Linked DNA regions of Homo sapiens: region 2 is linked to region 1. A link is an interaction called in ENCODE POLR2A ChIA-PET data of the cell type or tissue named here. Cell type or tissue: MCF 10A. All regions are shown on one strand. Each heading gives the region's core, and the rest is flanking DNA. Links, peaks and the distances in the headings are about the cores only. Region 1 overlaps RB1 (RB transcriptional corepressor 1). Region 2 overlaps RB1 (RB transcriptional corepressor 1).

Region 1 (16,511 bases), core at 10,952-14,951:
ACTGAGGTTAACTGAGGATAATTTTAAGATTTGTACTATGGGTGATTAGGTGGTTGATAACACAATTAACCAAAGTAGGTATTGAAAGACCATCTCATAGCTGGTTGGTGATGAAGGAAATGAGTTCATGTTAATGTTTGAACCTATTATATTTGAGATGTTTGCCACATATTCATGTGGATATCTTTGGTGTCCAGTTGGAAATATGGATCTAGAACTTGAAAGCATAGTTTTAGTCAGAAATGTAGACTTAGGAATAATATAGATATAGTTAAAATCATGAGGCCAATTGCTGTGGCTCATGCTTGTAATCTCAGCACTTTGAGAGGCCAAGGCAGGCGGATCACCTGCGGTCAGAAGTTCGAGACCAGCCTGGCCAACATGGTGAAACCTCATCTCTACTAAAAATACAAAAATTAGCTGAGTATGGTGGCACATGCCTGTAATCCCAGCTACTCGGGAGGCTGAGGCAGGAGAATCGCTTGAACCCGGGAGACGGAGGTTGCAGTGAGCCAAGATTGCACCACTGCACTCCAGCCTGGGTGACAAGAGCAAGACTCTCTCTTAAAAAAAAAAATCATGATAGTGGCTCAGCCAGCATATGTATTGGCAAGCAGATCTGCAGAAATATTAGTATTAAAGGACCAGCAAGGTAAAATGGAAAAGATCTTCAGAAAGGCCAAGGTCTGCCAAAATTCTTCTATTTTCTATTCTAGTTTCCTCTTGCGAGGCAAAACAGTCTTAGAATTTAGCTTAGGGTGGCACAAAAACATTTCCTGTAATGTAGTTCTAATAATATTCCTTAAAATACCCAGAAAACAATAGCAATTTCTGCCTTCCACTTCCTCTATTGTTAATTTTTCTACTAGCACTACTGACTTGTACTTACTTTGATAATCAGAATCTCTTTTAGGAGCACCTTGACTTAATAGCCTTGGAGTCCTTTACTTTCTAGACAAGTTCATGCTTGCCTTAGAAATGTATGTTAGTTATGAAAAGTCATGTAGAACAGACTTATAGCTTCTACTTTTTCTATCAATATTATTTACCCAGTGAAATTTATACTAATCTTGCTGACAGTGAGAGCCTGGTTTCCTTCACAAGACTAAGTAGCAAAACAGAGTGAAGCGTTGTTCAGAGAGCAATTAGGCTGACAGTTAATTTGAGTAGATAAGTAATAACATGAGTTGAGTACAAGAGAAAACTACTGCCCAAGTCCTGGATAGAAACAATGCTTTAGAAAGAAATATACATATTTTACTTTCAAAAGTTAAGTATTCCATGAAATATTTTCTTTATAGTTAAAAAAGATCAATTGCTATATTAATTATCTGTTAGAACAACTAACATTTATTATCTCACACAAATTCTGAAAGTCGGGAAACTGGGAGTGGCTTTACTGTGTGATTTTGACTCATGTTTCCTCATGAGAGATTCTTAAATTGTCAACCAAGGCTGCAGCTAGTTTAAGGCTTCACTGGGATTGGAGAGTCTACTTCCAAGTTCACTCGTGTGGTTGTTGGCAGGCCTCAGTTCTTTGCTGGCTGATGGCCAGGGGCTTCATTTTTTTTGCCATGTGAGCCTCTCCGTAGGGCTACTCCATAGCAGCTCCCTGCCTCAACCCCAGTGGAAGAGATCCTAGAGAGGGAGAGAACCTAAGATGGAAACTGCAGATTTTTATAAATTCATCTCAGAAGTGACATGCCATCACTTCTGCCCTATGTCATTGGCCCACAGACTAACCCTGGTACAGTTTAGGAACTGTCTGCACAAGGATATAAATACCCAGTGTCAGAGATTATTGGGGTGATCTTGGAGGCTGGCTGCCATAGTTATGACTTAGTGTCAATTAGAAAACAAATCCTATTATCAGTTTTCTTGTTTGTGCTTTGCTGTAGTTAATTTGACTCATGATATGGCTGCATCATATGTCAATATTCTAGAAATATTTACCAAGTGTCCATTATATGCTTGGCACTGGAATTTTATTTTAAGAACTCCCTGAAAGTCCCATCTGAACCCTGGTAGTCACCTGTCTAAAATCCTTCAGCGAGTTTATATTTTGCTATTTCCTTGCTATGAAATCTGTATTTTAGCATTATGGAAAGAAAAATTTCTGTCTCAAAGGCTTGTGTGCCAGGTGCCCTTCTAAGCACTTTACATTTATTATCTAACTTAGTTGTCAAAACAGCCCTATAGTAAGCATTATTTTTCTTATCTTATAGATTAGCTGCATGAAGTTTCCCCAGGGCCATATTATTTTTTCTTCTCTTGCTTCTGAGCACACTATTCTTCTGCTTTTTACTTAAAATAATTTGTTCTTTCTTTAGGATTCAACTCAAGCATAATCTCTTCCAAGAAGTTTTCTCTAATGCTCCTAATCTGAGTTAGTTGTCTCTTCTGATTTTCATGGCACCCTGTGTATTCTTTTATTCTGGTACTTAGCACTTTGTATTGCTATTTTTTATTTACTTATCTGTTTTTTTTTTCATTAGACTGTAAACTATAGCATAAAAGTTCAAAACAAAGGCTCTGAAATCAAACAGTTTGGAACTGTGTCCTGGATCCACCACTTATTCATGTGACTGGACAATTTACTCCTTGTCTACCTTTCTTCACTTATAAAATGGCATTTAAAAAATAATTACCTTCTTTCTAGAGTTTGTTGTGAGAATTAAATAATATAAGTAATGTGGTTGGTGCTATGTCTGGCATTCAATAAATGTTATCTGTTAAGCTCTTTGAGGGTAGAATTATTGATTGCTTATCATGTGCCATGTATCATACCAAACTTTTTATATAGGTTATTTTATTTTCACAACAACTCTATGTAGTGGGTACTACTATGAATGTGCTATTTCTCTTAGCATCTCTAGATGAATGGATCAGTGAATGAATGATAGATGGAATTGTGGCCAGTGGAACTAATTGTAGGGGTAAACAGCAACCTAGAAACATGGTTAAAAGCATGACAATGGGCAAAGAAAGAGTGAAAGAGGCAGTAAGCAAAGGAACGTGACTCCCATACTAGTATAGCAGCTAACGGCACAAGTTTTAGAAACAGGTAGACTTGGGTTTGAATCACTGCTCCATCACTTATCAGCCATATAATATGGGGCAAAATTTATAATTTCTATAAAATACACATATCTACTTTATGGACGTATTTTGAAGATTAAATGAGATAATATATGTAAAATATTTAGCATAGAACCTAGCATATAGTAGATATTCAATAAATATTAACTAGTACTATTATTAAATTAAGATAATCATGAAGACAGAATTTTGGTAGTGAGGTAGTGAGAGAAATAAAATAGAATCATGAAGTATAAGGTAATGACTTTGAATCATTAATCATAGTTATCGAAATCAGGCATGATAGAAAGATTACGGTTGTTAATCTTCCTTATAGTGCAATATCCTCACCAGTCCACACAACATTTTTGCCCACTGAGTCTGGGATAAAGTTAAAAATTAATCCTCATAAACTAAAGTTAATGAAATGTTCAGAATATTCTGCCTTCTTACCGTATCATCACTTTAGCCCAAATGCTGGGAAAAAGAGAAACAAAAGTCTTCTGTCAGCTATTGAATGTGTTATGATTTAGAGAATTTCTGAGATTCACAGTAGAGTCTGTACTTTTTACATTTGATAGACCTCAAATTTGCCTGAGTTTTTAGTGTTCCAGAAAATAGGCTTTGGGGAAGGTTTGAAAGAAGGCCTTTTTGAACCTAAGAAGACAAGAAATTGAACTGTTATCACAATATTGCTATTTAAGAAAGAATATTAAGTCACTTTTCAGAAATTTATATCAGAATTAGAAAAATGCAGAAATATAGTTTATACTTCTTAAGGAGGTGGTGGAGGAGATTAGATAGATACATGCATACATATATACATAAGTCTAAATATTTTTATATGTATATGAGAGAAGTATCAGGAATAGGGTAGGAAGGAGATAGAATAGTAGGATTACATTAGAATCTGCTTAGGAGCTTTTCTTACATGTAGATATTCTCTCTTTTTGGGTATATCAAAATCTTGGGAGTAAAAGGGAAACCTGGCATGCATGTTTAATAAAGCTTCCTTGGGGACTCTGATATATGCTGCCTCCCAAATAAATTACAAGCCATATCAGGAAATAGGAGTTTACAGTATAAAATATAACCGAAAACTAAAGTCAGATGTTCTACAAAATATTAACTATTTTTCCTGAGATAGAAGTGGTTGAAATTTGGGAGATAACTTTTGCTATGTTCTGTGAGGCAAAGAGGAGGGAGGCTAGAGTTGATGAAGACATCTTTCTTTTATGTATGATATTGTCTATGTTGGGCCCTGTTAATTTTCATTTACTTATGTACAAATAGCTAATGCATATTTTTTAACTTTAATGTTTGTTATTTACATGCATAGCCTGATGGGCACATGATCCAAAGTTTAATTTTTTGGTTGAAATTTAGTATTTGGCTTCATATATATAAAGATTGGGGTAAGGCGATCTGCCTTGCCTTTCTTCTACTGTGTCAAAGAATTTATGATCAAGGGCTAGAGTCAGTATTAATTATATGATTTTGTTTTAACCAAGAAGAACTTAGTTAAATTTAAAATTGTAGTTGCACTCATAGATAAAGGGTTTTCTTTGTTAAAAGGTAAAAAAGAGACATCTCTTATACTTGCTTAACTTTTCATTTAAAAAATTAATGTATTCATAATAAATAGAAAATGAAAGGAGCTTAAAAAGCAAATTGAACACATAGTTATCAGAGAAAACAATTTTAAAATTATGATTTTAAACTCTCATCTGTATTGCTAAGAATGCCCTATATTGTAATATTCAAGGTTTGCTTATAATTAAAATGTAGGGAAGAAAAAAAGAATCCTGCAGACATTCTAAGGATGACCTAGGCCATTGATAGTCTAAGCTTGAAATTAATCATTAGATTTTCTGAACTCTTATTACACTGGATCTGTTCAGTCTGCTTTAACAAAATACCATAGATTTGGTGGCTTATAAACAACAGAAATGTATTTCTCACAGTTCTGAAAGCTGGGAAGTCCAAGATCAAGTTTCCAGCAGATCTGATATCTGGCGGAGGCCTGTTTCCTGGTTCATAGATGGCACCTTCTTACCATGTCCTCAGATGGTGGAAGGGACAAGGCAGCTCTCTGGGGTCCCTTTTATAAGGGTACTAATCATCCTTTTCATGAGGGATGTGTTGAAACTAAATTGTGCCTGAAGACCCTTATGTTACCTTTACATATCAAATTTCTATTGTATCTGGCCAACCTTTGATTTTAAGGCACTAGGGCAAGAATGACCAACGGGTTTCCAAACATATAGAAGTAGTAACATGTGCATATCAACAAAAATCACTTGGTAGGAACCCAATACTAGCTAATAAGCCTACTCCTACTGTCTTAGATCTAGTTCTGTTTCAGAATTGGAAGCTTTAAGGATTATGAAATTCTGGGAACTTGGAGTAGGTCCACCTAGAAGTAGAAGCAGCAAAACCCAAAAAACCAATACAATTTTTAATAGTGTTGTTTAATTTTTAAGTGTTATTTACTAGAAAATAAAACTATACTGTGTTTAATCATCAAGCAATTTTTAACAAAAAAGTTTAGCACTAGGAATAGGTTAAACTTGACACAATTTGCTATCATAGAATTATATATATGGGTAAAGGGTACCAGTTAGATTCCCATTGGCAAAAACCTGGTGATTTTCATTCTGTGGTATAGAGATCCTAGTTAAGAGGCAGGAATTATTTAAAAATGACTTTAATTTTGATCATTTAATTATAGGACCTATTTATTCACTTGTTTTTAACTTATTCACAAATCTTAGTCATGAGCATTATTAATAGATAATTTGATGCCTTGTCACTTAGCAGTACAAGCATGTTTATTTCTGACTTTTAAACTCGAATTCACCCTTCTTGTGTTTTTCTATTCAGTCGTAACCCACTCCTTCTACATCTACAAAATTTGGTGAGGCATCTTTGACTTTCATCATATTCAGACATGCTAGCTTCAAGAACTTTCCTATTCCTCTTTTAATGTCTGTTTCTCACATTGTATTAGTTCCTTTTATAGTATTAATTCTTCCTACAGTATGAATTTTATTTTTTTTTTTTGAAATGGAGTCTTGCTCTGTTGCCCAGGCTGGAGTGCAGTGGCACCATCTCCACTCACTGCAAGCTCTGCCTCCTGGGTTCACGCCATTCTCCTTCCTCAGCCTCCCGAGTAGCTGGGACTACAGGCGCATGCAACCATGCCCGGCTAATTTTTTGTATTTTTTGTAGAGATGGGGTTTCACCGTGTTAGCCAGGATGGATATAGTATGAGTTTTTATTCATTTTGCAAATATTCATCATAGATATTTTTGTCTTATTTCAGTTAGAACAGGATTTTTTTCTTTGGATTCAGAAGGTAACTTTCCTACTGTACTTAGGATAAATTCCACAAAAACTCTTTAACAAGGTTTTTTTCCTGGCTATTAGAAAGGAGGAAGACCCTCACTGAATTGAAGATAGTAATGATGGGTGAGGACTTTGACTTCTGTTAACACCTCATTCAGATAAGTGACTATTTTAGTTTAATTACATGAATTTTGTCATCTCCCTTGGAGCTGCCTCCCAGAGCTGGTATATCAGACATCCTCAAGTAAACCTGGACCCAATTTTAGAAATCTTGGCTAATTTTGAGTTAGGAAGTCCTTTCTTTAAACAATATTTTAAAATTAACAGAACAATCACAAAATATATTTTACATATTGCACTTTTCAAAATACTTTAAATATTTAAAAAAATACCCAACACCACAAAGTAACTTAGTTTAAAATAAAATAAAAATTTTTGAAATCAGACCTAATCAAATTGATATATCTCTCATTTTCTTTGAAAATTTTGACCAAGATATCAATTAATAAATCCACTTTGAAAGACATTTTAAGACATTTAATTAATAAATCCATTTGAAACACATTTTAAAATGTGTTTGTTCATGTGTATAAAATTATGTCATTGATATAACATTACTATTCCTTTAAACATTGTTATGTTCTTAAAAATATCTCCTCTTAGTCTATAATTTAGCGAAAGGATTACTGTTTTGAAAGACTTAAAAAAAATGCTTAGCTATTTTTTAGCTAAGAAAAAAGATTCCTTTTTCAGTAAATGGATAAAGCTGAAAAATAAGAAATTAATAAAATGTTTTAAAGAAAGAGTCATAAATATCTTAATATTTAATTCTAGGAAGCTTCTCTATTCATTTGCTTTTTTATTTTTAAAAAGAAGTTTAAAAGAGTTTTAGTTTTAATATCTATAAACTTCAAATGTTATTCCACACTCAAAAAATATTTCTAATGTATTAAGTCACAGTTTACTAAAATAGCTAAGTTTTCTGATTCATAAAATGAATAATAACACTTAATTTTAAGACTTATTTTGAAGATTAAATGAGGTAATACATTCAAATAAAACCTTTTAAACTGAAAGTACTTTCATTCTTGTGTAAGGAAACCATGAAAGTAAAAGACACATCATTCTATTTTGCCAGTGTATCTTAAATTAACTAGCTTTTATTGTCAGTTTAGTGTTCAGGGCACCAAGGGTACATTTCATACTAAGATTGTGCAAGTGAGAGTAAATGCCTCCTTAAATTTTCCATCTTAGGCACCTCCGTTGCTTTTAGACCTGGCTATGTTTTATATTGCTTATATACATTTTTTTTTCTTTTGGAAAAAAGATAAGCTGAAAAACATTTTTGTTGATGACATGCTATTGCTGAAATAAAAACCCAGAACATAGTGATGTGTAGGAAAAAACTCTCTCAAACCATGTTTTTCTTCTGCTCTCATACCACCACAACAGTTGTCAACACAAAAGACTTCTGTGACAAAATGTGTGGGTTTTTTTCCCCACACACTAAGCAGCAGATACCAGCTGGGCATCCTCCAACTCAGTTCTGATACTGTCTACTTGGAGATAGTGTCAGATCCCACTGGTTGGGGTCTCAGTGCCCATACCTCATACCCCCAGACACCATCCTAGGCCTCCAGAACTTCTGACCTACTGGCTTCAAATTGGGGTTCTCACACCACACTCTTCAGGTTCAATTAATTTGCTGGAGCTGCTCACAAAACTCAAGGATACTGGGCACGGTGGCTCAAGCCTGTAATCCCAGCACTTTGGGAGGTCGAGGTGGGCAGATCACTTGAGGCCAGGAGTTCAAGAACAGCCTGGCCAACATGGCAAAACCCCGTCTCTACTAAAAATACAAAAATTATCTGGGTGTGGTGGCATGCCCCTGTAGTCCCAGCTACTCCAGAGGCTGAGGCACGAGAATCACCTAAACCCAGGAGGCAGAGGTTGCAGTGAACTGAGATTGTGCCACTGCACTCCTGCCTGGGCCGCAGAGCAAGACTGTCTGAAAAAACAAAAAGAAAAAATCAAAGGAAACACACTTACCGGTTTATTACAAAGGATATTGCAAAGGATACAGATGAGGAGATGCGTAGGGTGAGGTATGGGAGCAGGGGTGCAGAGCTTCCATGCCCTCTGGGGGCCACACCCTCCAGAAACCTCCATGTGTTCAGCTATCCAGAAGCTCTCCTAATCCAGTTTTTATGATGTCAGCATTGGGATTTTTATGATGTCAGCATTCCTCCCCTACACTATAGGGCAAAAACCATCTCTGGGGAGGGTCTTAAAGACACACAATTTACAATGATGGGGGAAAAATTAGAGTCCTGCCTTGGAACAGGTTAAAGGAGGGCAAGAGAAGGTCCGAGGCCTGCCCCTGAGGCCTACCACACCAAACGTTATAACAACACAACAGTTTTTATATATTTTCAGTTTTGCATAATATGAAGTTAAAGACTTAAGTAAATTGAGTAAATAGTAGTTTTTTTTTTTTTAATTTCACAGATCAATAGAGTTAACTCCTGAGTTATATGCATACAACCCCAAAGTTGTTTGCTGTCTGGAGCTGTGCCTACACCCGCCTGGCATATTCTTGAGACATTGGAGCTAGGAAGTTGGAAATTGATAGAAAATTTTGTCACTTGTAACAGAGCTAAAGCAATATGGATTATGGTGGACCCTATCACTTGGAATACTTTCCTGAAAGCAACACAGGTCATCATTGCCAAATATTTTTAGGACCCCAATTCTGTACTAAGTGCTAGTGATGTGATAGGAAGCCAGACACAATTGAACTAGCTATCTCTATATTAGTGACTTATCCTAAAACAGAGTTTCTGTTGTAATTGGTTTACTGTTTCTCTTAGAATATTTAAACGTTTTACCATGGTCTTTCAGATTCTGCGTGATCATACAGCAACCTCTTCTTTAGCAACCTCTCCACTATCCCACCCGGGTACTTTAGTTCTGGTGGCCTCTTTCATTTTCTGAAAGAACATCAGTTTCTTAGCATATGATCTTTCATCTTTTGGAAGATCTCTGCCCCTTCTCCTTTCAAAGCACAGCCTCCTTCTCACATTTCAAGACTCAGCGTCCATGTTACCTTCCCAGATCAGCCTTCCTTGAACCCACCCCATCCACCTGGATCTCCCTGTTTATTCTTCATGAGAGAACCCTGTTCTTTCATAGGATTTTTCTGAATTTGTCATCACATACTTATTTCCTTGTTTGTGTGCCTCTTCTCACCAGACCCTGAGCACCGTGTAAGTAGGAACAAAGTATTATTTCAAAGACCCAAGTCTGAAACGGTTTATCTGTTTATACTTAATGGCTAAGGTATACATGTACACGTATTCTATTTGACTAACATTTGAGGTAAAAAACATGGGGGAAAGGAGCAGATAACACATATTTTTAGAGGATTTAGAGTATATATAACTAAGAAGGTTCCCTTTATTTGTTATTTTTTGGGAGGGAATCCTGCTCTGTCACCCAGACTAGAGTACAGTGGCACGATCTCAGCTCACTGCAACCTCTGCCCTCTGGGTTCAAGCGATTCTCCTGCCTCAGCCTCCTGAGTAGCTGGGATTATAGGTGCGTGCCACCATGCCCGGCTAATTTTTATATTTTTAGTGGAGATGGGGTTTCACCATGTTGGCCAGGCTGGTCTTGAACTCCTGATCTCAGGTGATCCACCTGCCTCAGCCTTCCAAGGTGCTGGGATTACAGGCCTGAGCCACCATGCCTGGCCCCATTTTAAATCTTATTCTCACTTTGAGGTGGAGTTAATCTCAGAAAACTTTGAGATTAAGTTATCTTAATATCAACCTTCTCACTTTATTCATTTATTCAACAAATGTTTATTGAGCCCTTACTGTGTGCCAGGTAGTTTTAAACATTGGGGATACTATTGAATAAGATAGACAAAGCCCAAGCCTTCCTGCATCTTGCTTGCTAGTAGCGAGATAATAAATAAGAAAATAAATGAATTTATAACATAACCTCAAGTGGTGATCAATACTATGAAGGAAATAGAGCAGAGGTAGGAGTAGCAAATAAATGGGAATTATGGCTGTCTTAGGCAAGATGTTTAGACAAGGCTTTGCTTAGGAGGTGCTATTTGAGGAGATATGTGAATAATGGAGTGGGGTGAGTCATAGGAAGCATGGTCAAAGAGTATTTTGGGCAGAGGAAACAGCAAGTACAAAAACCCAGAGAAAGGAAGAATTATGCCACAGTCATGGAATAGAAAGATGACCAGGATGGCTGGAGTAAGAAGAGTGTTAGAGCATGAGGTCTGAGAGGTATCAAGGGGCCAGAACTCATGTAGTGTTTTGTAAACCAAGATAAGGCATTTGAATTTATTCTACGTGTGACAGGAAGCTCTTGCAGGGTTTTGAGTGTGGAGGTGGGTTAGGGAGTAACATATTAGCTCTATGAGGACATCTAGGAGGCAGCAAGAGTAGAAGTATGGAAACCAGTTTGTAGGATGCTTTTGCAGTGGGACAGAAAAGAGATAAGAATTGCTTTGACTCTAGCAATGGTACAGGTAATGAAAAGAAGTCAAACTTGGAATATATTTTGAATTTAGAGCCAATATGACTTGCCTGGTGTCTTGGATAAGTATGAGAGAAAGAATAATAATGATGACTCCTTGTCTTTTTTGCTTTGGGCAACTGGATACAAGGAGTGATTTAATGATATGGTAAAGACTAGGGAGAAGCAGTCGTTTTTGGGGGGTGGTAGAGGATGATTAAAGTTTATTTTATACATAGACATCAAGTGAAGATGTTGAGTAAGGTCAAATAGGGCAGATGCTTCTGAAATACTCCTTCAAGGCTATTTAGTATCTGACAAATGGAGCATTGTTACATTTATGGCTCTACTTCCTAGCATAGACATACAACATATACTGGGTGGATGGATGGATAACTAGGCATACAGTCATACGTTTGAGGAAATAGAGTGTTCTTTGTATAATGGCACTCATAGATGTAAATAATCACAACCATAATAATATCAAATATTATATATTACTCTGTGTCAAGCACTGTTCCCAATTCTTAACATTATTAATTCACTTCTCATATACTATGATTTAAGTTACTACTATTATCATTAGTATCTCTGCTCTACAGTTGAGAAGCTTATTGAGGGTCATGTAGCTACAGGTGGCCAGGATTTGAACCCATGTACTGTGGCTCCAGAGTTTGTGCTCCTACCTACTGCACTATAGTTTTCCCGTGATCATGACATACTCATCATCATAAACCAATATCTATATATCTGTGTGACCATTTGGTTTGGGGTGATGGAGTGATAAAAGTGATATTTGAATGAAATATGAAGACTATTGGTGAAAAATGCCACCTTAATCCTTGGAAGAGAAATTTACTTTTAGTATAATCCTATTGGGTGAATCTGAAGCACAACTAGATTTTATCTCATATCTGAAAGGTATCTAAAATATCTAATTAGTGTACTTAAGTCCTATTAATCACACATCTTTGCAAGGTCTCAAGAGTCTCCTAAAATTTCATTGTTTGAAAGAAAAATTGGTAGTAGGCCACTCTTGAATATATGTGGGTTTATACTCATACCATTTTAGTTAAAGATTTTCAATTCATCCATGGCTAGGAAGTATAAAATATTTAGTATAACAGTATGTGTATTAGCTGGAATGAATTTCCTAAGTGTTAATTGTTAGCATTACTTTGCTCAGATGAAAGCCATTATTTACACTGCAGTGCCCCTAATGAATATAGGAAAAGATGACTTGTCAACAAAAATTATATGATTGGAGTTGTAGAGTCTGCTTCTTTTTCCAAAGCATACATGCCACCTTCTCTTTTTTCTCCCCGCCATAAAATCCAGCTCCTGTAGGACACCTTTTCTTCTGATGCCTCCATAGGAGACAACTCATGCTCACCATCTCCACCTTTAAGAATTATTTCTGTAGTGAGTCACTATTACAGATAATAACCCATCTCCTGTTGGTCTGCTGAAACTGAAAAAGGGCTGAAAATTGTTAAACTTTTGCAGTGATATGTGTAATGACTATATGATTATCATGCCTCTTTTTATTCACAGCTTATCAAGTACCTACTTGACATGTAGAAAGGAAAAGAGTAAAGTTAAGAAAAGACAGTTTGTTTCTCCTGAAAGTTTAGAGTTGAAAGCGCATCTTTAACACATTCATACATACATCCAAGAAATTCAAATAAAATAATCAAGCCAAATCACTGAAAGCTGAGAAAAGAGTTGAATGTTCAAGTGGCTACTTGAAGTCACTTCATGTGATGTATCATGTAATCCTGCAAAATGAGTGCTGTATTCCTGTTTTTCAAGTAATGAAACTGAGGTTCAGAGAGCAAAACGTTTCATTGCTAGTAAACTTCAAACTAGTAAACAAGAATTTGAGCTTATATATCTCTAATTCCAGGACCTGTGCTTTTATTGCTAATGGCTTTTTTAAAACTTGTTCTTCATGCTTTTTTTTATTGAGTGAATTAAGAGCAGGATAAATAAGAAAAATAGTATTTAGTAATGTATTGCTTAGGCATGAGTAACTTCCTATTTGAAAGAACTGTTGCGTAATCGCCGTTTTTTTTTCTTTCTTTTTAAATTTCTTCTCCCTGCATAGTTTCTGCATCTCCCAGATCGCCTTTTTGTTATTTTGTTTTGGCATATTTATATTAGGGACTTTCTGGAAATATTTGATTGCCACTCATATAAAAGAGTAAATCACTAAAAATTAGTTAGAAACTCTGAGCACCTGGATGAGGTTTGGGAACTTCATTGTATAGTTATTTGGTAGAGCAATTTCTTAAGAAACCCCCATTGCGTATCTTTAGGTTTTTTATCCTGTTACTCAGTACCTCACTGCCCAAAGTACCTGGTATCGCCACTGCCACATCCTTTTGGTGGGTTAAAAGTTTATCTGGTTTGCCTGTTGGCTTTCCTTAATGCTGAGTTCCAATTCAGTTTTTTCTCACCTACTGAGTAGGTTACCATTTGTGTATCTGCCTTCCAAGCTTTCAAAATTTTGTATCTCCAGCCTGGACAACATAGGGAGACCCTGTCTCTACAAAAAAAATTTCAGAAAATTAGCTGGGCACCATGGCGCATTCCTATAGTCCCAGCTACTCAGGAGGCTGCAGTGAGCCATGATTGTGCCACTGTGCTCCAGCACGGGTGACAGAGCAAGACCCTGTCTCTTAAAAAAAAAGTGTTGTATCTGAAAGGTTTATGTCTTTTAAAATAAGTCAGTTTATTGCCGTTTTAGTGGGGTTTTATGAGAGAGAGTTAATGTCTGCATTCATTTGGCATCTTTAACCAATGTTGTTTATCTTCTGCAGATTCCATTTAATTTAGTTTGTTGTAGTTTTAGTCATCCAGAAGTTTCCAATTTATATGAATTCAGATCTGTTCATATCCTTTGCCCACTTTTGAATGGAGTTGTTTGTTTTTTTCTTGTAAATTTAAGTTCCTTGTAGACTCTGGATGTTAGAACTTTGTCAGATGGATAGATTGCAAAAATTTTCTCCCATTCTGTAGGTTGTCTGTGCACTCTGATGATATATATATATTTTTTTTTTTTTGCTGTGCAGAAGCTGTTGAATTTAATTAGATCCCACTGTCAATTTCTGCTTTTGTTGTGATTGCTTTTGGTGTTTTCATCATGAAATCTTTCCCCATGCCTATGTCCCGAATGGTATTGCCTAGATTTTCTTCTAGGATTTTTAGAGTTTTCGGTTTTACATTTAAGTCTTTAATTCATCTTGAGTTAATTTTTGTATAAGGTTTACAGAAGGGGTCTAGTTTCAATTTTCTGCATATGACTAGCCAATTCTCCGAGGACCATTTATTTATTTAATAGGGAATTTATTTAGGACCATTTATTTAATAGGGAATGCTTTCTCCATTGCTTGTTTTTGTCAGGTTTGTCAAAGATCAGATGGTTGTAGGTGTGTGGTCTTATTTCTGAGTCCTCTACTCTGTTCCATTCGTCTGTGTGTCTGCTTTTGTACTAATACCATGCTGTTTTGGTTACTGTAGCCTTGTAGTATAGTTTGAAGTCAGGTAGTGTGATGTCTCCAGCTTTGTTCTTTTTGCTTAGGATTGTCTTGGATATTTGCGCTCTTTTTTGATTCCATATGAATTTTATGAATTTTGGTTCCATGTGAATTAGTTTTTTCTAATTCTGTGAAGAAAGTCAATGGTAGTTTAATGGGAATAGCATTGAATCTATAAATAACTTTGGGCTGTATGGTCAGTCTTACAATATTGATTCTTTCTATCCATAAGCATGGAATGTTTTTCCATTTGTTTGTGTCCTCTTTGATTTCTTTGAGCAGTGGTTTGTGGTTGTTGAAGAGGCCCGTCACTTCCCTTGTTAGCTGTATTCCTAGGTATTTTATTCATTTTGTAGCAATTGTGAATTGGAGTTCATTCATGATTTGGCTCTTTGCTTGCTTATTGTTGGTGTATAGGAATGCTAGCGATTATTGCACATTGATTTTGTATCTGAGAGTTTGCTGAAGTTGCTTATCAGCTTAAGAATGTTTTGGGTTAAGATGATAATTTGACCTCCTCTCTTCCTATATGAATATCTTTGTTTCTTTCTCTTGCCTGATTGCCCTGGCCAGATCTTCCAATACTATGTTGAATAGGATTGGTGAGAGAGAGTATCCTTGTCTTGTGCTGGTTTTCAAGGGGAATGCTTCCAGCTTTTCCCCATTCAGTATTATGTTGGCTGTGGATTTGTCATAGATGGCTCTTTGAGATACATTCCTTGAATACCTAGTTTGTTCAGAGTTTTTAACATTATGTTGAATTTTATCAAAGGCCTCTTCTGCAACCACAGATAATCATGTGGTTTTTGTCTTTAATTCTGTTTATGTGATGAATCACATTTATTGGTTTGCATATGTTGAACCAGCCTTGCATTCTGGGGATGAAGCCAGCTTGATCATGGTAGATAAGCTTTTTGGTGTGTGCTGGATTTGGTTTGCCAGTATTTTATTGTGGATTTTTGCATTGCTGTTCATCAGAGATATTGGCCTGAAGTTTTCTTTTTTTGTTGTATCTCTGTTAGGTTTTGCTATCAGGATGATGCTGGCCTCATAAAATAAGTTAGGGAGGAGTCCCTTCCTTTCAATTTTTTAGAATAGTTTCAGTAGAAATTTGTACCTCTGGTAGAATTCAGTTGTGAATGCATCTGATCCTGGGATTTTTTTTTTTTTTTTGGTTGGTAGGCTATTTATTACTGCCTCAATTTCAGAACATGTTATTGGTCTACTTAGGGATTTGATTTCTTCCTAGTTCAGTCTTGGGAGGGTGTATGTGTTCAGGAATGTATTCATTTCTTCTAGATTTTTTAGTTTATGTGCATAGAGGTGTTTATAGTATTTTCTGATGGTTGTTTGTATTTCTTTGGGGTAAGGGTGGTATCTCCCTTGTCATTTCTGATTGCGTTTATTCCATTCTTCTTTCTTTCCTTCTATATTAGTCTAGCTAGTGGTCTATTTTATTAATTTTTTCAAAAAATAAGCTCCTGGATTCATTGATTTTTTAAGGGTTTTTTGTGTCTCTGTCTCCTTCAGTTCTGCTCTGATCTTGGTTATTTTTTGTCTTCTGCTAGCTTTGGGGTTTGTTTGCTCTTTGAACTGGTTTTAGTATCAATATTGTACTAGCTTCATAAAATGAGATGAGGAATGTTTCTAGTTTTTCCATTCCAGGAAGAAAATCTGAGTAAAAGTGGAATTATCTGTCCCTTGAATGTTTGGTAGAATTTACTGGTAAAACCAAATGAGCTTGATGTTTTATTTATGGGAAGATTTTAAATTATTGATTCAAATTATTTAATAGTTGCAGGACTATGTAAGTTATTTTATTTCTTTTTTATTGAGTTTTGGTAATTTGTATTTTTGTAGTAATTTTCCACTTGGTCTACGTTTTCCAATTTATTGATATAAAATTATTCATAATAATTCCCTATTATCTTTTTAATCTTTGTGATTTTGTCCCATTTTTCATACCTAATACTGCCTATCTATCTCTTTTCTTTATCTTGATCAATC
Region 2 (16,511 bases), core at 8,406-12,405, 54 kb before region 1:
AACTATAGAGGACTTTTATTTAGTCATATATTTTTAGTGTTTGAGTCTTATATTACATTTTTAATCATAAAAACCTTGAGTGGTAGTGGATAACTTTGTGAAGATAAGTTATGCCACACAAACAGGATACTGTGTATTTTTCCTGTGAGAATAATTGACATTATAGAGAAGGGATATGGCATAGATACATTTGCGTTTTCACAGACTTTTTTTTAAAATTTGAAATATAACACATATTAAGAAAAGTATATATCTCAAGTGACAGTTTGGTGAATTTGTCACAAATTGAACACATCCGTGTAAACAACACCCAGATAAAGGCCCAGAGCAAGCTTTCATAGTCTTTTGATTCTGTGTCATAATAAAAAATTCTCGTTAAAACTGTAGATTGATAGGAACATATTCACACAGAGTTGTTGACTGAGGGAAATTTCAAATGAGGTGCTGCTTACTTCTCTCCTGCCAATAATTTAATGAAAGAAAGAACATCATCTTATTTTTAATGGTTGTGTGGGGAACTGGGTTCAGCATTTTTGCTTGACAGCCTTGAGATAAAATAAATCCATAAGGAAAAAGCCCACTTCTGTTTCTTTTCATCCCAGAGAGATTAATGGGCAATATATGAGTGTAAGATACTGGAAAAGTCTGTTGAGAAACCTAGTGAAATCTCATTCTCTGAAAAGTTGGGGGATTACAGGTGCTATCGAATGCATCATACCTAAGGGTTAGATGAAATGACTTCCAAGAGTTTGGCCCTATTAAATCTGTTAAGAGGTTTATAATGCCAGCAGGTGATGAAATGAAATTTGGATGCCTTAGTTTCAGTATTTTCAGAATTTATCATATTTTTTCAATAAATGTTTATAAATCAAAGTATGTCAGATGCTTTATTCCCTATATGATCTGTCTTTCCTGGACTATTCTGGACTCTTCCTATTGATCTCTCATTTGCTACCTTGAGACCATTTCTCTCACAGCAGCCAGAGAAATCTGCTCATAATGTAAATCTCATCATGCTAATTCCTCAGGTAAAAAACCTCCTGTGGAGGACATATTCATCTGGTAATGTTGGAAGAAGACCCTACCATATGGCTTTCTGCAAAAAAGACCACTATACTACCTGTTTGGAATACAAAAAGTAACTGACTGAAATTACTGGACAGGAAGAACAGATGCTAGTTGAGAAAGAGAAGAGGGGAGCTGGGAGCCTGAGGAGAAGGCTTTTAGTCTAGGGCTAAGTGCAGTAGGTATAGGGAAGGACAGTAAGGTAGGGCAGGGATGTCAGTGGGAAAACTATGGGTCTCTTCACCAGGAAAACTGGAAAATTGAAGCTAGGGAAACCTTGGCCACTGAAGAGAGTGGAAGAATCCTGCAAGGGAAAGAGCCAAGAAAGGGTACCCAGATTCTGTCTGAAATCTGAATAATTCCTGTGTGTCACAGACTCAGAGCAGCCAAATGAAGGGCAAAAGATCTGAACTGAAACTGGAGTTGCTGCCCAATAAACAGAACAGTTCAAGTTAAGCAAAGATAATTGCTTCTTACAACAAAACCATTCTCATTTTAGAAAAATAACAGAATTTAGGATCTTCACAATGTAACATTTATGATGTTCAGGATACAGTTCTAAAATTATCCAGCATAGAAAGAAGGTCAAAGAAACCAAATGCTGGTTTATAGAATAGGAGCTTTAGGCCAGGTGTGTGGTGCACACCTAATCCCAGCATTTTGGGAGGCTGAGGTGGGAGGATCATTTGAGCCCAGAAGTTCAAGACCAGCCTGGGCAACAAAGCAAGACCCCATCTCTTAAAAAAAAAAAAAAAAAGCTAGGTGTGATGGCATGGTGGCATGTTCCTGTGGTCCTAGGTACTTGGGAGGCTGAGGCAACACAGCGAGACTCTGTCTCAAAAAAATAAAAAATAAAAACAAAAAAACTAGAATGGGAGCTTTAAGTTAACTTTGGTTAGGCATTGCTAAATGATGGGGATACATTCTAGGAAATACTTCATTTAGGCAACTTTGTCATTGTGTGAACATCATAGAGTGTGCTTACACAAACCTAGGTGGTATAGCCTGCTACACATCAGGGTAGGAATAGCCTGTTGCTTCTAGACTACAGACCTGTATGGTATTTTTTTTTTAATCTCCACTCTTGAGTATGTCTTTTTAATATTCAATGTGATGAAACTGAAGTATGTAGAAAGTTGCATACCAAAGTATGATAGCTGTCTTGAGGAAAAATACTTATTTTATTGGTTGAGTTGTGAACTGAACCCGTCACTCTTTTCGTGAAACACATGTGTTACTTGTAAGACTGATAAGCAATTGTGTTTATTTATGCTTGGGTATGTGGTAGATTCTTGAAAGTGAACAAAGTGAGCCTGTCATTTCAAAGAAAACAACTGACAGTAAAGGTTGCCAATGATAAATTTTGTGTTTTCAAGTAAAAATTAGAATTTTAGAAACTTGTATCCACCACTGAAAGCTTGACAGAGTCCTAATATATAAAATACTTTTCTGATGAAATCGGTGGTGATATCAATGAATGTGAGAGATTTGTAAACATTTACAAGAAGTACATAATTCAGTGAACCAGTATTTCCAAATGACCAAATACATCGTTATAAAATCATTCACGGGTAAGATATTCATTAAAAGTTCAAGATAAACCAATGGATTTTAAAGTCTTAAAATACGAAAAATTTATTTCGGTTCATTGAGATTGTTTCCAGTTCCGCCCTGCAACTAACCTTTAAGAAACTATGACTTGTCGAGTTTTGGCGTAGTGTCAGAAAACAGTAACCATAATTATCTGAAAAGGTTATTAAAGTACTCCTCCTCTTTCCATATGAGGCCAGATTTTTCTTTGTATACTTCAACCTAAACAGCATATTGCAACAAAGTAAATGTAGAAGCGGATAGGAAAATTCAGCTCTTTGCTGTTATGCCAGATAGTGAAGACATTCAGAAGATCATAAAACAGTGCTATTGTTCTATCTTTTTTGTTTTGTAGAATATGGTTATTTTTCATTAAAAATTATTTATGTTAACATAATGGGTTTATTAAGATAAATATTTTTAAATTTTCTCAAGTTCTTTTGAGCCCTCAACATCCTTTAATGTAAAAAAGCTATTAGCTACTTTATGCTTCCTAATGGAAGAATATATAACCACCTTGAAAACATGATGTTGAAAGAAGCCAGTCACAGAAAACCACATATTGTATAAATTCATTTATATGAAATGTCCACAAGAGGCAATTCAGTAGAGATAGGAAGTAGATTATTGGTTTTCTAAGGCTGGTGGGGAGGACTAGGTGTTTTGAGGATGATGGCTAGAGAGTATGGTTTTTCTTTTTGAGATAATGAAAATGTTGTAAAATTGACTCATTATTGTAGTCAATTTTATAACACTTTTATCATCTCTGTGAATATACTAAAAACTATTGAATTGTACACATTAAATGGGTGAATTGTATAGGATGTAATTTTTTAAATTTCTGTTTTAATTAAATTTTAACTAAATTAAGTTTTAATTACTAACAAAGTAAATATTAATAGATTTAACCCACACAAACAAAAGCTTTTGGGGTCCTTAGTAATTTTAAGAATATAAAAGGGTTTTGAGTCCAAAAAGTTTGAGAACCCTTGCCTGTATTCTCTTCCCCACTCAGACTTGTCTTTCACTCACACAACCATGTTTGTTTTTGCCTGTCCCTGAGTCTTGAAATGCTTTCCTCTGCCTTTTTCTTGACCAGATTTTAAGGTCCATTTTGCCTTTCCTGATCATCCTAGTCTATAGTCATTCTTCCCTCATTTAGTCTTAAATTGTTTATTATCTATATACTTAACTAGTCATTTATAAACTTTGTTTTACTATATGTGCATATCTCATGTTAAATTCATGTAAAGTACTTAAAACAATATCTGACATTGTATTATAAAATGTAGCAGTTAATTACATAAGGGTAAAGAACAGAGAGGAGTCAACTTATGATGACATGCAGGTTTCTGGCTTGTATAACTTAAGTGGATAGTAGTGTCATTCATTAAAATAAGATACCTAGGATTGAATGAGGTTTGCTTGGGAAGATGAATTTCATTTGATGAGTTTTAAGTAATTATAGGTCATTTCAATAGAGGTGTCAAGTAGCAGTTGGATATGTGTGTCTGGAACTTAGGAAAGAAATCTAGGCTAAGATTATGGACCATAAAAAATGCCACCCTTTTTTGACAGTTTATCTTGTGCCAGGCACTTTGGTGAGCACTTCTTAAATTTAATTTTCATCATAATCCATGAGGTAGTTTACCCTAGATCAGGAAATGAATGCTTAGAAAAGTTTAATAACTTGCCCTAGACCACACAAGCAAAATGGCAAGATCTGTGATTTGAACCCAGGTCTTTCTGGCTCCAAAGCTATTAATCCTTATGCTTTGCTGAGTAACTGAAGTTTGGAGAAGGGATAAGATCACTTAAGGGGAGAATATAGTATGAGAAGAGAAGGAGGCTAAAGATAGAATTCTAAGGAGCTCTAACATTTAAAGGATGGACAGAAAAGAGAAGCCTGTGCCTACAAAAGAGATTGAAATAGAACAGCCAGGAAGATAAGAAGAAAATCAGGAGAAGTGGTATCATAGAGAGACCGACCAGGTGCAATGGCTCCCGCCTGTAATCCCAGCACTTTGGGAGGCTGAGGCAGGTGGATCACTTGAGGCCAGGAGTTCGAGACTAGCCTGACCAACATGACAAAACCCTGTCTCTACTAAAAATACAAAAATTAGCTGGGCCTGGTGGTGAATGCCTGTAATTCTAGCTACTCGGGAGGCTGAGGCATGAGAATCGCTTGAGCCCGGGAGGCGGAGGTTGAGTGAGCCAAGATTGTGCCACTGCACTCCAGCCTCAGTGACAGAGCAAGACTCTGTCTCAAAAATAAAATAAAATAAAATTAAATTAAATTAAAAACTGAAAAAAAGGAAAAGGAGAGAGAGAACATTACAAAGTCTGAGTGAGTGCTTGCTCACTCAGACTTTTCAGATAGGAGCTGAAAAGTTTTAGCAACAATGAAGTCACTGGTGACAGTGACAAGGACTGTTAAATGAAGGGGTGGGGATAGGATGAGATCTGAATGAGAGATAAAGTGGACACAGTCAAATAGATGGCTTTTATCAAAAGTTTTGCCTGTGAAGAGAAATAAAGATATAACAGAAGTAAAGATACAGCTTGATGTATGTGAAGTAGAGGGAATATAAACATATTTTTTAAATCAGAAAGGTAGGGTTTAAATATTGATGGAAAAGAGCCATTAGAAGTGTTCTCTATTGCTGGATAACAAATTAGTGGCTTTAAACAAATATTTTATTTTGCTTATGATTTTTTGGGTCAGGAATTTGGGTTGAACTTGACTGGGTGGTTTGTCTCCGACTATGTGTCAGCAGGTGCCTGGAGCTATAGGGTCCACTTCCAAGATGCTTCTTCACTCACAGGTCTGGCATCTTACCGCTCCTTGGTGCACACTCAGCTCTCTTCCTCCCATCCTCCCTCCCTAGAGTGGTTAGAATGTTAAGCTTTGGAGTTTTCACCTGCAGAGAGAAGATAGGAGATTCATAGTGAAAGTAGAGGTTTTAAGAAACAGGATATTTGGCAGGGTGCAGTGTCTCACACCTGTAATCCCAGCACTTTGGGAAGCCAAGGTGAGAGGATTGCTTGAGCCCGAGTTCAAGACCAGCCTTGGCAACATAGGGAGACCCTGTCTCTACAGATAATTTTTAAAATTAGCCAGGTGTGGTGGCACACACCTGTGGTTCTTGGGAGGCTGAACTGGGAGAATTGCCTGAGCCTGGGATGTTAAGGCTGCAGTGAGCTGTGATTGCACCACAGCACACCAGCCTGGGTGGTAGAATGAGATCCTGCCTCAAAAACAAACAAAACAAGCAAACAACCCCAAAACAAACAAACAAAAAGTAACAGGATATTTCATTAAATAATTCATTCATTAAATAATGAAGTTGAACGTAATGAATTTAATGAAGTTTAATAGGTGTAGTGGGAGTAACAATGAGAATGAAAGTGTAGGAGGTTGTAGTCAAAGAGTTGTTTCACCTTAGAATTTCTGGAGACAGAACATTTCTGGGTAGTTTACTGTATTTTAAGAAATGATCTTGGGAGTGCATGAGGATCCTGGCCAAGGAGCCAGAAAGTACAGTGAGCAAGAGTCCAGGACATGTAGCAAGGAGGAATGTGACTGAAATAAAGACTAATGTCTTCAGTGCTTGAGGGGAGTAACCAGGAGACAAGTGGGACTAAATGGGGCAGAGGGCTAGAGAGGTCCTGAAAGCAAAACTCCTGGCTCACTTAAAAAAAAACTAATCTCTCTCTCAATACCTAATCTAATGTCTAACATATAGAATTTAGGTGCATAAAGCATTAGATTTGTAATGTCCTTTGATGAATTTACCTCTTTAATCATTATAAAATGACCCTCTCTTTATCCCTCGTAATATTGTTTGCTCTGAAAACTACTTGTGCCTGATACTAGTGAAGCCATTCCAGCTTTCTTCCCATTAATATCAACATGGCATATTTTCCCCATTCTTTATTTAACTTATACGTGTCTTTATTCTTAAAGAAGTGATTTTCTTATAGGCAGCATATTGTTGGGTGTTGCTTTCTTAAATCTTGCCTAACAGTATCTGCCTTTTAATTGGGATGTTTAGATTTAAATTTAATGTGACTATTGATATGGTTGGGTTTAAATTCTCCATCTTATTATTCATTTTCTATTTGTCTCATCTCCCTTTTCCTCCCTTTCCTCTTTTTCTGCCTTCTTTTGGATTGAATTTTTAAAATTCTGTTTTATCTTCTTTGTAGGCTTACTGTCTATACTTCTTTATTTTGTAATTGTTTTTTGATTTATAATATGAATCTTTAATCTTTAATAGTCTTTCTTTAAATAGTATTACACTACTTCACATACAGTATAAGAATCTTAGAATAGTATATTTCCATTTTCCCTTTTCCAACCTTTGGGCTGTTGTTGTCATACATTTTGCTTCGACAGAAGTTATAAGCTCTACAATACACTCATAACTTTTGTTTTAAACCAATTATCTCTTAAAGAGAATTCAAAACAAGAGAAAAAAGATGTTTTTATTTGATTACATATTTACCTTTCCAGTACTCTTCATTCCTTGTGTAGATCCAGATTCCTTTTGTTTTCCTTCTGACTGTAAAACTTTTTTTGGCCAGGGGCAGTGGCTCATACCCGTAATCCCAACACTTAGTGGGGCTGAGGCGGGAGGATCTCTTGAAGCCAGGAGTTCAAAACCAGCCTAGGCAACAAAGCAAAACTCTGTCTCTATTCTTATAAAACAAACAAAAAGCATTTCTATTTTTTTTTTCTTTTTGAGATGGAGTCTCTCTCTGTCACCCAGGCTGGAGTGCAGTGGCGCGATCTTGGCTCACTGCAACCTCCACCTCCTGGGTTCAAGCGATTCTCCTGCCTCAGCCTCCTGAGTAGCTGGGATTACAGGCACACGCCACCATGCCTAGCTAATTTTTATATTTTTAGTAGAGAAAGGGTTTCACCATGTTGATCAGGCTGGTCTCGAACTCCTGACCTCGTGATTTGCCTGCCTCGGCCTCCTCCCAAAGGGCTGGGATTACTGGCATGAGCCACCGCACCCAGCCAACAAAAAACATTTCTTGTGTGCATGTCTACTAGTGATGAATTCTTCCAGCTTTTATGTCTGGAAAAAAACATTTTACCTTTATTTTTAAAAGGTCTTTTGCTGGGTATTGAATTCTAGGTTGACAGTCTTTTTGTTTTTTCTTTGAGTGCTTTAAAAATATTGCTCCACTGTCTTCTGGTTTGCCTTGTTTCTTTTTTTCTTTTTTTTGAGATGAAGCCTCGCTCTTTTGCCCAGGCTGGAGTGCAGTGGCATGATCCCAGCTCACTGCAACCTCTGCCTCCCAGGTTCAAGCGATTCTTCTGCCTCAGCCTCCTGAGTGACTGGGACTAAAGGCACATGCCACCATGCCCGGCTAATTTTTGTATTTTTAGTAAAGATGGGGTTTCACCATGCTGGCCAGGCTGGTCTCGAACTCCTGATCTCAGGTGACCCACCCACCTTGGCTTCCCAAAGTGCTGGGATTACAAGCATGAGCCACCACGCCTGGCCTTGTTCTTTTTTTGCTGTATCTTTTTCCTGCAGGTTTTTCTTTCTGTATTTCATGTTGAATACCTTCTAAAGCTATGTCTTCAAGTTTATTAATTTTTTTCTTCTGAGGTATCTAATCTGCTATTAATCTCATTTATTGTATTTTTAGTCTTACTATAGTTTTCATTTCTAGAAATTTGATTTGGGTCCTTTTTATATCTTCCATATCTATTTTTATTATGTTTATGCTTTTCTTTACCTTCTTGAACATATGGGATATAGGTATTATAACTTTTTAAATGTCCCTGTTACTAAGTCTAGTACCTATGTCTTTTTAGGTCTGTTTCTCTTGACTGATAGTTCTCTCTCTCTCTCTCTTTTTTTTAAGAGTCGTATGTTTCTGCTTTTTTGACTGCTTGGTGATTTTTTTGTTAGGTGCCAGATATCATGAATTTTGCTTTAGTGGGTCCTGGATATTTTTGTATTCCTTTCACTATTTTGACCTGTGTTTTGGAACACAATTAAATTATCTGGAAATAATTTGACTTTTTTAAGGCTTCATTTATTTATTTATCTGGTTTTTGTTTTTGGACACAGAGCAGTCTTTAATCAATAGCCGATTTTCCTTCACTATCCAGGCATTGCTCTTCTGAGTACTCTACTGAATATCCCATATATGACAAGGTTTTTCCACTCTGGCTAGTTGAAAGCAGAACTCTTCCTGACCCTGTGTCAGCTCCTGGAAGGATTCTACTCCTTCCCATGGTTCTTCCCTGGTTTTGAGTAGTATCATCACATCCATGCACTGATCAGTACTCAGCTGAAGACTCAAGCTTAACCCTCTGCAGACCTCTGGAGTTCTCTTTTTGTAGCTTTCTTCTCTCTAGTATTCTGTCCTGCTAATTTTAGTTTGCCTTGGCATCTCCCATTTCTTAACTCTGTTTCTTCAACTGGGGGACCACTGGGCTGCATTCCAGTTTCTCATCTCTGGACTGTGGACCATAAACTGTCCCCAGGCAGTAAGCTGTGGCAATAATGAGGCTCACCATTTGTTTTCCTTCTCCCAGGGATTGCTGTTCTGTACTGCCTGTTGTTTATTGTGTAAAAAGAATTCTTTTATTTATGTTGTTCAATTTTGTGGTTGTTTAAACGAATCTGGTCCCTGTTTCTTCATCAGAGCTGGCAGGGTTACTAAACGTAAGGCTTAGTGATTGATGAAGTATTTACAAATATGAAATATGTACACTTACAGAATATTTAGGGTATCATTTCCGCTTCCTTGTGTTAAATGCATCAGGTCTTCTGACTGATGCATTATACTGTTTCAGAGGGGTGCTTACTATATGGAGAACATAGAAGTACTAGTTATTAACTATTTTTTTGTATTAAATTTTGGTACGTCACATAAACATTGAGTCTCCTTTAAATGTGTCAAATGTAGCTGACTTACTAATTGGATTCTGTCATACTCTTTTTCTGTGGTCACCAAATATTAGCAAATTTCTTCATTCAGTTACACAAGTACTTGGCCAACATACTTTTACATAAGAAAATACTTAGGATGGGCTGGCAAGATAGCCAAATAGGAACAGCTCTGGTCTGCAGCTGCCAGCGAGATCAACCCAGAAGGCAGGTGATTTCTCCATTTCCAACTGAGGTACCTGGCTCATCTCATTGGGACTGGTTAGACAGTGGATGCAGCCCACGGAGGGCAAGCTGAAGCAGGATGGGGCATCACCTCACCCGGGAAGCACAAGGGGTTGGGGAACTCCCTCCCCTAGCCAAGGGAAGCTGTGACAGACTGTGTCATGAGGAACATTGCATTCCAGCCCAGATACTATGCTTTTCCCACAGTCTTCGCAACCCACAGACCAGGAGATTCCCTCGGGTGCCTACACCACCAGGGCCCTGGGTTTCAAGCACAAAACTGGGCAGCTGTTTGGGCAGATACCGAGCTAGCTGTAGGAGTTTTCTTTCGTACTCCAGTGGTGCCTGGAATGACAGCGAGTTAGAACCATTCACTCCCCCGGAAAGGGGGCTGAAGCCAGGGAGCCAAGTGGTCTACCTCAGCGGATCCCACCCCCATGGAGCCAAGCAAGCTAAGATCCACTGGCTTGAAATTCTCGCTGCCATCACAGCAGTCTGAGGTCGACCTGGGATGGTAGAGCTAGGTAGGGGGAGGGGCATTCCCCATTACTGAGGCTTGAGTTTTCCCCTCACAGTGTAAACAAAGCCACCAGGAAGTTCAAACTGGGCAGAGCCTACCACAGCTCCCTAAATCCGCTGTAGCCAGACTGCCTTTCTAGATTCCTCCTCTCTGGGCAGGGCATCTCTGAAAGAAAGGCAGCAGCCCCAGTCAGGGGCCTATAGATAAAACTCCCATCTACCTGGGACAGAGCACGTGGGGGAAGGCGCAGCTGTGGACACATCTTCAGCAGACTTAAACATTCCTGCCTGCTGGCTCTGAAGAGAGCAGCAGATCTCCCAGCACAGTGCTCAAGCTCTGCTAAGGGACAGACTGTCTCCTCAAGTGGGTCCCTGACCCCTGTGCCTCCTGACTGGGAAACACCTCCTGGCAGGAATCAACAGACACCTCATACAGGAGAGTTCCAGCTGCCATCTGGTGGGTACCCCTCTGGGACGAAGCTTCCAGAGGAAGGAACAGGCAGCAATCTTTGCTCTTCTGCAACCTCCACTGGTGATACCAGGCAAACAGGGTCTGGAGTGGACCTCCAGCAAACTCCAGCACACCTGCAGCAGAGGGGCCTGACTGTTAGAAGGAGAACTAACAAACAGAAATGAATAGCATCAACATCAACAAAAAGGACGTCCACACAGAAACCCCATTTGAAGGTCATCAACATCAAAGACCAAAGGTAGATAAATCCATGAAGATGAGGAAAAACCAGCACAAAAAGGCTGAAAATTCCAAAAACCAGAGCGCCTTTTCTCTTCCAAAGAATGACAACTCCTCCCCAGCAAGGGGAGTTTGACGAATTGACAGAAGTAGGCTTCAGAAGGTGGGTAATAACAAACTCCTCCGAGCTAAAGGACCATGTTCTAACCCAATGCAAGGAAGCTAAGAACTTTGAAAAAAGGTTAGAGGAATTGCTAACTAGAATAACCAGTTTAGAGAAGAACATAAATGACCTGACGGAACTGAAAAAACACAACACGAGGACTTTGTGAAGCATACACAAGTACCAATAGCTGAATCGATCAAGCAGAAAAAAAGGATATCAGAGATTGAAGATCAGCTTAATGAAATAAAGCGTGATGACAAGATTAGAGAAAAAAGAATGAAAAGGAATGAACAAAGCCTCCAAGAAATAGGGGACTATGTGAAAAGACCAAACCTATGTTTGATTGGTGTACCTGAAAGTGACAGGGAGAGTGGAACCAAGTTAGAAAACACTCTACAGGATATTATCCAAGAGAACATCCCCAACCCAACAAAACAGGCCAACATTCAAATTCAGGAAATACAGGGAACACCACAAAGATACTCCTCAAGAAGAGGAACCCCAGGACATATAATCGTCAGATTCACCAAGGTTGAAATGAAGGAAAAAATATTAAGAGCAGCCACTGCTCAAGGAAATAAGAGAGGGCACAAACAAATGGCAAAACATTCCATGCTCATGGATGGGAAAAATTATAGCGTGAAAATGGCCATACTGCCCACAGTAATTTATAGATTCAATGCTATCCCCATCAAGCTACCTTTGGCTTTCTTCACAGAATTAGAAAAAACTACTTTAAATTTTATATAGAACCTAAAAAGAGCCCATATAGCCGAGACAATCTTAAGCAAAAAGAACAAAGCTGGAGGCATCACGCTACTTGACTTCAAACTATACTACAAGGCCACAATAATCAAAACAGCATGGTACTGGTACCAAAAAAGATAAATAAACCAACGGAACAGAACAGAGACCTCAGAAATAATGCCACACATCTACAACCATCTGATTTTTGACAAACTTGACAAAAACAACCAATGGGGAAAGGATTCCCTATTTAATAAATGATATTGGGAAAACTGACTAGCCATATGCAGAAAACTGAAACTGGACCCCTTCCTTACACCTTATACAAAAATTAACTCAAAATGGATTAAAGACTTAAACATAACACCTAAAACCATAAAAACCCTAGAAGAAAACCTAGGCAATACCATTCAGGACATAGGCATGGGCAAAGACTTCATGACCAAAACACCAAAAGCAATGGCAACAAAAGCCAAAATTGACGAATGGGATCTAATTAAACTAAAGAGCTTCTGCACAGCAAAAGAAACTATCTTCAGAGTGAACAGGCAACCTACAGAATGGGAGAAAATTTTTGCAATGTATCCATCTGACAAAGGGCTAAAGTCCAGAATCTACAAGGAACTTAAACAAATTTACAGGAAAACAAACAACCCTATCAAAAAGTGGGTGAAGGATATGAACAGACACTTCTCAAAAGAAGATATTTATGTGGCCAACAAACATATGAAAAAAAGCTCATCACCACTGGTCATTAGAGAAATGCAAATCAAAACCACAGTGAGATACCATCTCATGCCAGTTAGAATGGTGATCATTAAAAAGTCAGGAAACAACAGATGCTGGAGAGGCTGTGGAGTAATAGGAATGGTTTTATACTGTTGGTGGCAGTGTAAATTAGTTCAACCATTGTGGAAGACAGTGTGGCGATTCCTCAAGGATCTAGAGCCAGAAATAATATTTGACCCAGTAATCCCATTACTGAGCATATACCCAAAGGATTATAAATCATTCTACTAAAAAGAACATGCACACATATGTTTATTGCAGCACTATTCACAATAGCAAAGACTTGAAACCAACCCAAATGCCCATCAGTGGTAGACTGGATAAAGAAAATGTGGCACATATACACCATGGAACACTATGCAGCCATAAAAAAGGATGAGTTCGTGTCCTTTGCAGGGACATGGATGAAGCTGGAAACCATCATTCTCAGCAAACTAACCAGGAAGAGAAAACCAAACAACACATGTTTTCACTTATAAGTTAAAACTGAACAGTGAGAACACATGGACACATGGAGGGGAACATCACACACCGGGGCCTGTCAGGGGGTGCGGGTCTAAGGGAGGGATAGCATTAGGAAAAATACCTAATGTAGATGATGGGTTGATAGGTGCAGCAAACCACCATGGCACGCGTATACCTATGTAACAAACCTGCACATTCTGCACATGTATCCTAGAACTTAAAGTATAATAAAAAAACAGAAAATATTTAAAATATATCTTTCAAATTATCTTTTCAAATTTAAATCGAGGGTCATTTTATGTATGAGTATAATTTGTAATGAATAGCCCATAGTTTTAGAGTCCTGATTCATTGACAAACTTATAAACAAAATTTTAAGCTTTTTTGGTATTCTTTTGAAATGTCAAAATTGATGGGAAGCAAACACAAAAGGGAGAACAGTCTGTGGCTCTGAAAAAACCAAAAAGGATATCTGTTGTATGTTTGTATGGTGGGTCATTAACCTTTGGTGTACTTTGCAGAAGTATTTTAAGTATTTACCATTGGACATTATTTGTTTTAAGTTATATTTTGCTGAGAGCTACAACTCAGGAAGGCAAGTGAATTGTAAGATAACGATTAAGCCACATTTAACACTTTTTAAAAGCATGGGCCAGGACAATGAAGCAGTATGATGCCATATATACTTTTACACAACAGCCATGCTAATATAATGATAAAGCAATTATGCTATATTTTTAAAAGCTTCTCATGAATTACCTAAAATAACCATGTATTTACTTTTCTTTGCCAGAAAGAGGAAACATTTTATTTTAATTTTAAAAAATTCAATTCTGAAAACATAGCTAAAGCTTTAACCTTTCTCACTCTGACCCAATATATTCCTAATATAGCTTTGCCCTTGACTTCCACAGCTAAATACTAGTTTCTCAAGTGATTTAGGAGACTTGACTTCATTATTCAAAACTGAAATTATTTAGCTTGTTCTAAATGCAACTTTGCTTCCCACTATGTCTATTTTTCCATTACTTTTCAAATCATCTGGGCTTAAATACTGAGCACTTTCTCCTTTTCTTTCTCAATAGTTTGATAGAGTCCTGTAATTTTTTTTTAAAGCTGTCTCTCATATTTATTATATTATTATTTTAATATACTTCATTACACTTCCCTAGAACAGATCATCAGCTCTCTTTAAGTAATTTGTCTGAGGTCACCCAGTTGGCATTTGAACTCATATTGGTTTGATTCCAAATTCCATACTGGTTTCTAGTAAAGGTCTCTGTCACTGTACTACATTATTTCTGTGAAATCATTCATGCTGTTTTTACTACCTCTATAATATATAGTCAGGCATATGGGACAGTATAAAGGGAGCAATACAAATAGTAAGTTAATTTTATTCTAAGTGAAAGCATAATATGTATGTGTATTTTTTATCCTGAGTAACAAGGGAAGTGTTTTGCCTAGGAGCTAATAAGTAACAAGAAAGGGAAAAGTAACATTTGTTGACTAGCTCCTTTGTGCAGTGCACTGTGACTATTGGTCTGGCTTATTCCTCAGGAAGAAGGATTAAAAGAAGACTTTACAAAAATGAGCAAACTATATTATAAAAGTAAATGCTAGTATGCATATATGTTTCATTCATGCAACTCCTAGAAATGAGAATTTACTATAAGTGTTTTCAGAATCCACAATAATTTAGGTTGAAATTAGGTATTTGGATCAACTTTCAAGGGAAGGGGTGACAATGAGGTGAAATAGACATCTAGATTGTTTTCGTAGACTGAAACATTGGACCTGAGGTTTTTGTTGTTGTTTTACTCTTTCTCTGTTTTTAGTAAAAGATTCCAGGTATGCCTAAAGTCATCTTCTATACGAATGCAAAAATGTAACGACAAAGAAGGGAAAATAAAAGAAGGCAATATCTTAGGAATAAATATTTTATAGTGACATTATTTTTCTGCTAGTGAACTAATAATCTACAAAAATTTTAAGATAGATAAGCAGAAAGAATACAAACAAAAAAAGATAGTAATTTAACTCATATGAATAATCATCCACTGAAATGTAGCAAGGATATGCTACATATGAAATGTAATTAGATGATTGCTTAAAGATCTAGGAATATAAGCTCAATGTAATAAAATAACTTTCTTCATCATTGTTAAGGATTAATAAGGCATTAAATGGGTTTTCATGTGGGTCCTCATATGTTAAAAAGGACAACAATAAGAAAATCTAAAGAAACTGAGATAACTTATAAATCAATGCAGGTATTCTGTGTTAAATGCTTATGTAAGCCTGAGTTCTTCATCCAGATCTGTTTATGATTTTAAACATAAAATCATTTTCATTTCTAAACCTTTGCTCAAGTAACTTGTAGTACCTGAGTCCTATGTCTGATCCCTAAGTCTATTCTTTTCTCTATGTATCTATACCCTTCTTTAATTTTAAAACACTCTGACATATGAAAAAATGCCAGAGTTTACTGTAGAGAAATATTCATAACTTGTCTATTCATGTCACTCCTCCCCACCACACCATCCATATTATACACATTACCCATTCTCTTTGTTCATTAATTGGCAAAAGGGACTAAGAAATTCAAGGATGTCCAAAAATAAAAAACAAACAAAAATCTAACAACTCAGGAATGTCCTGTAGGTAGCTCATAGAAACTTAGTTTAGGAAGTAGTGCTCATCACTTGCTTACTTCTTTGGAAGTTTGTCTGATAATTATACAGACCAGCATCAAAATAACTCTCATTTATGTGTGTGACATTTCAGTGTAGAAGTAATAATAGGTAATGTTTTTGCATATGTCCTATTATAGGTACTGTTAAAAGTGCTTCAGTGTATTAACTCATAACTTCTCACAACTCTATGAAATAGATTCTGTCATCACTGTTTCACAGATGGAGAAACTTTCCTGTGTCCACAAAACTGGTTGGTGACAGAGCCAGAATTTTAACTCAGGCTATCTGGTTCCAGAGACTATACTTTTAGCCTCTATGTTGCCTTTTAGTGTATATTAGTTTACTGTTTGGTATGTGCATTGTCATGATTCGTTTATTTGCTCATGTTTTATCTGTGTTTGTATTTTTGTGTTTGTGAGTGTTACTATGCTATGGCAAAAAGGGCCTAGACTTTGAATTAGCGGATCTTACTTAATATTCACAGAAGCCTGGAAGTGTAAACACTGCTATCCCTATTTTATAGATAAAGAGACCTGAGGTCCAGAGATGTCATGTAACTTGCTTTGGTGTGGTTCTGAACAAATTATGTCTCTGTATCTCAGGTTTCCTTGTATGTAAAATAGGGATAACTTTCAGTT

Evidence for each region. Peaks named below come from ENCODE experiments on the same cell type or tissue, not always from the same donor. Only the 100,000 strongest peaks of a DNase experiment are listed, where the experiment ranks them.
Region 2: POLR2A ChIA-PET joins it to region 1 with 5 read pairs; 5 of 35 experiments call an interaction of 5 or more read pairs at or near these places.

What each region holds. Positions count from the first base shown.
Region 1 is chr13:48,436,078-48,452,588 of GRCh38, forward strand. The region is part of intron 17 of RB1 (RB transcriptional corepressor 1); the gene reads left to right. It also overlaps a transcript of LPAR6 not described here. Among named protein-coding and RNA genes, the nearest start is that of LPAR6, 31 kb to the left of the region's middle. In MCF 10A, for the core only: no CTCF peak of the experiment used is centred there; a DNase peak (open chromatin) is centred at 13,024.
Region 2 is chr13:48,384,237-48,400,747 of GRCh38, forward strand. All of the region lies in intron 17 of RB1 (RB transcriptional corepressor 1), which reads left to right. It also overlaps a transcript of LPAR6 not described here. Among named protein-coding and RNA genes, the nearest start is that of LPAR6, 21 kb to the right of the region's middle. In MCF 10A, for the core only: no CTCF peak of the experiment used is centred there; no DNase peak of the experiment used is centred there.